Regions from separate parts of the Mus musculus genome. Here region 2 is linked to region 1. The links are chromatin contacts, found by POLR2A ChIA-PET in ENCODE. All regions are on one chromosome and are shown on one strand. Each heading gives the region's core, a stretch centred on a gene start or an enhancer-like site at or near the end of the contact. The rest is flanking DNA. Distances are from core to core; before and after follow the strand shown.

Region 1 (2,700 bases), core at 55-2,554:
TGACAGAAACCTAGGTTTCCCTCCGTAAAAGAAAGTTGGCTACAGGCCTCCTGAGGCCTGTGGGAGGCAGCTGGGGGAAGCCAAGTGAGTGAGTCCGAAACCCCAGGATGGCGGAAAAACAACAGGCCTCAGGCCTAGGATCCAGTTGACCGCAGGACCCGAGACTTCTTTCTCCAAGTGTCTACCTGGGAGAGGCCCAGACCCAGGATACTGGCATTGGAGGTTTGGATCTGGATGAGCGATGGCAGGAGAGTGCCGGGAAAGCAAGTTTGCTGCGGGGGTTGAAGGGGGATGGGTGAAGGGGCTCCGACTTCGGGTGAGGGCGGGTGGAGCCGAGGAAGAAAGCGTCGGCCAGGCCAGGCGGCCAGGCCAGGCGGAGGAGCGCCGGAGCCGGCGGTATCCAAGCGAGTGGGAAAACTGGAGCAGCGGAGCCGCGGCAGGTCAGGCTACCCTACCGCCCACCCAGCCATCTCTAAGCCTCAACCCACGCAAGGCTAGGTGCTGGGAAATAAGGCTGGGTTGAAGCGGGGACGCATCCGACTGCCTGCGTGGCCCAGCCTTCCTCAGCAGCTGCCCACTCGGGTCCCTCCCAATCCTGTCCCTACAGCGCGCGCGTGACTTTCTCCGCCCTTGCTCCGGGGACCCCGGCGCGGAGGCCCTGGCTCTCGGTGTCGGGCTTCTCCAACTGATTCGTGTCCTTACTACACCAACCAGCCCGGATGGGCCTAGAGAGAGAGAAAGAGAGAGAGAGAGAGAGAGAGAGAGAGAGAGAGAGAGAGCACCGGTCCAGCAGGACGAAACAAGGTCCAGCCCCCTGCTTTGTCCCCCGCGTTCAGCTCAGTGTCCCGCACACAATAGGCACTCGGAGTATTTACAGGATGAACTACCAAATGAATGAACCACTGTATGATCTGAGAGATGGACGTTGTAGGGATGTCGGAGGCCCCAGGAAAGGCAGCTTGGTGGCCCAGGGAATCAGAGCTGCGGCTGTCCCCTTACCTCGTACCAGGATGCGGCGGCAGTGGTCTGTCTCACCGAGCGCCTGCTGTCCGTCGCTGTCCCCTCCGCTCTCCCTGGAGCCCGCAGGGCTGGAGGCGGAGGTCCCAGCAATCTCCCTCGGACTCGCGCTACCTGTGTCAGCACGCAAATCTTCCGCTCCGCGGTGCTCTCCGTGACGCCCGCTGCGGCCACCAGGCTCCTCCCGGCGCTTGGGGCCGCGGTCCCGCTCCGCGCCCCCATCGCCCATGCCCGCCGCCACTGCTGCTTGGGCCACAGCAGCCGCTAGTCCTAGCTCAGGGTAGCAGGTCCCTCCCTGCCCCTCCCCACCCCTTCCTCCATCTGCCCCGCCCCCTACAGGCCCCGCCCCCGTCGGCGATTGGGCGCGAGCTGGGGTTCCAGGACTCTGGGTGGATCCAGTAGGCGCAGCGCAACGGGAGTTCGTTCAGGGGGAGGAAAAAAGGAGGAGGGAGTGAGGGGAAGAGAGACAAGGGGAGGGAAAGAGGAGAAGGAGGAGGGATAGGAGGAAAAGAGATATGTGGAGAAGGGGGAGGGGATGGTGTCTTCGCGCCTCCTCGCGTGGGGCGGTGTTTAGAGCCTGGCAATGGGAGACTGGACAGCCCCGTGGTACAGAAGACCGCCCCACACCCTCTCATAAACTTTATTACTCCCTACCCATTGGTCCCTCTCGCCCTCTTCCCTCTGTTCCCTATATCTCCAGGGAAATGCACCTAGCTTTCAGTCTGGCTCCGCTTGATGGAAAACTCAGAGCTCGAGGAGGCGACCCTGACTCGACCCGGCAGAAAAGAGGAGGTTTGCTGGGCTCCGGAACTTGGTGCGGTGGGGGCGACGGTAGAGAGTGGGGTGTAGGTCTGGGGTTCAGGGCACGCGTCCCCCAACCAAGGCACTCACACTCAGGCACACAGAACAGCCACTTATTGTGGGGATCCCGCGAGTTTCGCCAGACAAGCCCGGGAGGCGGATGCTGTCCCCAGCCAGGGTGAGGTGCGGAGCTGGACCGGCAGACCGCCAGGTTGTACTGCCAAGAGCAAACGCTGGGCTCTCCCGCAGCTCTGAGGTTGTCACTCCTGGGACTGACACCTAGAGAATGAGACTGAGCACGGGCTTTTTTTTTTTCTCGCGCTTCTGTCCTGGAGCAGCCCCTTGTTCAGTGCCTGCTCCAGACGGATCTCTGGACAGGAGCCTGTGTCCTCTTGGCTACACGTTCTGCAGAGTCCCGCTTCTGTTTAGACAGTGTCAGGAAGTGTGGGGAACAGTCTCATTGTATTTGACTCAGCTTTAAAAAGAGGTTTGGGGGAAAGATTGAGAAGGATGGTGTGTGTAACCGAGGGTCTATGGCTCCTTTAAAGGCCAGTATCCCGATCCTTCAGACTCTTCTTCCTTTCTTCCACTTGCAGATTTGGAATAAACTAGGTACTAGGGGTGAGCCAAATGCTTGGTGTGAGTCCAAGCCAAAGTACTTCAGGAGATCCCAAGATCTGGTAGCGGGTGTCTGTGACCACCAAGGGTAGGCTTGTGGGGTCTCTGTCTCTGAGGTTGAACAGGTGTTGGGTGTGGGGAGTCAGTCAGTGCCTTGGTCTGTGGTGTGTGTGTGTGTGTGTGTGTGTGTGTGTGTGAAAACGGTTGGAGATTTTGGGAGAGGTGGTAGATGTGACTTGGCGATTCTCACTGATTCTTGTAGTG
Region 2 (2,929 bases), core at 278-2,777, 120 kb before region 1:
GGGAGGAGGAAAAAGTTAATGTTAGACAGTGAATTTATCTACATATTTTCATTATATAACTACTTGTTTACTAAACCTATATTTTGTGTTGTGATTGTAATTAGCACAGTGGGTAGGAGAAGACAGATGTATGAGAAGTTTTTTTATTTTTAATTCCACTTTAATAAAAAGATTTATGTGCACGAGTGTTTTAACTTCAAGTATGTATATGGATTCAGTACTCTGGAGGCCAGAAGAGGGCATCTAATTCCCTGGAGCTAGAGTTACTGGTGGTTGTAAGCCACCATGAGGTGCTGAAAACTGAACCTGTCTTCTGCAATAGCAGCAAATGCTCTTAACTGTTGATCCACCACTCCAGCCATCAATATCCTATCTTCTTTTTATGGACATAACTTAAAATTTGGATATTGTTTTAGTTAGGGTTTGTATTCCTGCACAAACATCATGGCCAAGAAGCAAATTGGGGAGGAAAGGGTTTATTCAGCTTACACTTCCACATTGCTGTTCATCACCAAAGGAAATCAGGACTGGAACTCAAGCAGGTCAGCAAGCAGGAGCTGGTGCAGAGGTCATGGAGGGATGTTACTTACTGGATTGCTTTCCCTGGCTTGCTCAGCTTGCTTTCTTACAGAACCCAGGACTACTAGCCTAGGTATGGCAGCACCCACAACAGGTCCTCCCACCCTGATCACTAATTGACAAAATGACTTACAGCCGGATCTCATGGAGGCATTTCCTCAAGTGAAGCTCCTTTCTCTGTGATAACTCCAGCTTGTGTCAAGTTGACACATAAAACTAACTAATACAAGGTATCTTAAACCCAAAGGACAGAACAAGTGTGTGTGTGTGTGTGTGTGTGTGTGAATGTGAGTGTGTGTCTTGTTTTTCTGAGACTTGGTCGCAATATGAGCTCAAGCTGGCCCTGAGGAATTTGTGATTTTCCTGCCTCAATCTTGAGCCTGCTGGGACTGAAAATGTCAAATTTGTTTCTAAAAACGTGGAAGCAACCCTTTCTGTTCTTCCAATCTCCCAAATAGTCCTAATTTTTAACCTCACGACTTAACACAGAAGCAAATTCCCGCTCTCAAAACTCATCTCTAACTAATGGACAGATGAGGAAATCCCTGAATCCTACTCCCTTTTCTAAAGTGATCTAGACAAGTGACACAGGCTTCCAGCTTAGCCAATGGATGAAGCGGGAGCAGAAGCCTTTGTAAACAAACCCGGAGTCCTTGCACTCTGGCTCCTCCCCAACATGGAGGTGATTCATCCTTGGCCTGGAAATCTAGGCGTGACCAATGCTTCTTCAGCCAATCAGAGCTGGGAGTCTCCATCGAGGGCGGAGCGAATGGACAGACGCTAAGACCAATCAAAAACTGGAACTTCTGAAAGAGCTGGGCGGGCATTGTTTCACATTTAGACCAATCAAAACCAGGTAAGTGAGCGGCATTCTCTGCTGTCCAATAGATGGACGGGGCGTTGTCCGGCAGCCAATGAATGGCGCTGGGGGGCGGGGCGAGACGCGCGTGTGAGGCCGAGGTACCTCGAGCGTTTGTGCGCCGAGGCTCGCGCTCTTAGGAGGCGGCGCTGTGCTGTGGTGCGGACCTCGGGGCGGCGTTGTCCGCGCGGCCAGGTGGGTTGAGGCGTCGGGGCTGGGATCGTCTGGCCACCCGGGACTGCGCACAGCCCCTCTACCCGCGGGCTGCCCGGGAGCGCGCACAGCCCCTTCCCAGCGCGGCCCGGGCCCAGGCCGTCCGACGCTCTGGCGCTCGCGGGCCAGCTCCTCTCACCTCATCCCTTTTCACCATCCTTGCTACGTATGACCTGCCGCCTCCTGGCGCCCCTCCTCTCTCTCGCCTTCTGAGACGTTCACTCTCAACCTCAGGATTTCAGCCTCATTTCCCCCGGAAACTAACACCTCTCACTTTGCTTTTTGTAGGCACCTGGAAGGGTGAAGGCGAGAGGCAGATGACGACGCTGAACACAGGCTCCGCAAGGTTCGGAACTGCAATGGGCTTGCTTAAACTCTCTCTGCCTCCCCTTCAATGCCATCTAATCCCACTCTTCTTCTAGAATCATTGTCCTCATAAAGTGCTTTTGCTCAAAACTGCTGAAAATGCAGGTGGAAAGGCTTGCCAGCAGCAACCAATTTGAAATCTGTTACGTGGAACGGGATGGAACGGGATTCTGACCCAGCTTAGAGCACTAATTTACACTATGAGGAAGGGCCTGGTCATCCCGGACGTCCGTAAGATACGGGATATATGTGATTATCACACACAGCCTCTGAGAGAATTACAACAGCCCAGAGGCGACCTTCAGCATTATCTTTACAGAGAATTTATTTGTTTATACCTCATAGTATGGCAGTGTTTGGCTTCCTGTGGTGGTTCTAACCATATGTTTCTAGATGGCCTTCCACACTGTCTCAAACCCAAATAAAAATATGCCAGACGTTTACTGCGAATAAATTAGCTTATCACTCATAGTTTTAACTGAGATTTTAGAAGTTGAGGAGTATTAGACAATAGGGGTTTTATTTTGGAAGCCAGAGGACATTGAGTATTGGAATACGTCTAGTACTTTAGGCAGAAAGGGAGAAAGAATAAGATATCTATCCATATCCAAAATTGCATTGTTCTCATGTTGTCATTTTCTTGGCTTTATATCTGGAATTGTTTTTCTTGGTTTTCAAAAAGGAAAATTAAGTCGTAGTTTAGCATCAGATTCACTGTTGTGGAGTTTGTAAGCTTTACTTTACTATTTTTCTTATCCAATTTGTAGCACATAACAGTATATAGTTCCTTGTGTTTTGCTGTGGTAAGATTTTTGTCGTAGTAGAGAAAGAAGTCTGTTAGAGGAAATTAAAATCAGTCTTTCCTCATAGGTGACAGCATTGCCTCGCAGGCCTTATGTTTGTGCCATATTT

The links. ChIA-PET counts read pairs that join two places held with the same protein, here RNA polymerase II (POLR2A).
Region 2: POLR2A ChIA-PET joins it to region 1 with 10 read pairs in embryonic stem cell. The contact joins the promoter of Paip2b here to the promoter of Vax2 in region 1. POLR2A ChIA-PET finds 5 or more read pairs at or near these places in 3 of 5 experiments (Patski and embryonic stem cell).

What each region holds. Positions count from the first base shown.
Region 1 is chr6:83,709,843-83,712,542 of GRCm38, reverse strand. Vax2 (ventral anterior homeobox 2) reads right to left here and starts at 1,304. Exons shown (of 3, transcript NM_011912.4): 1 at 1,000-1,304. The coding sequence starts at 1,246. Vax2os (ventral anterior homeobox 2, opposite strand) reads left to right here and starts at 342. Exons shown (of 6, transcript NR_002871.2): 1 at 342-440; 2 at 1,718-1,809.
Region 2 is chr6:83,830,339-83,833,267 of GRCm38, reverse strand. Paip2b (poly(A) binding protein interacting protein 2B) reads left to right here and starts at 1,527. Exons shown (of 5, transcript NM_146169.2): 1 at 1,527-1,633; 2 at 1,940-1,997. The coding sequence starts at 1,969.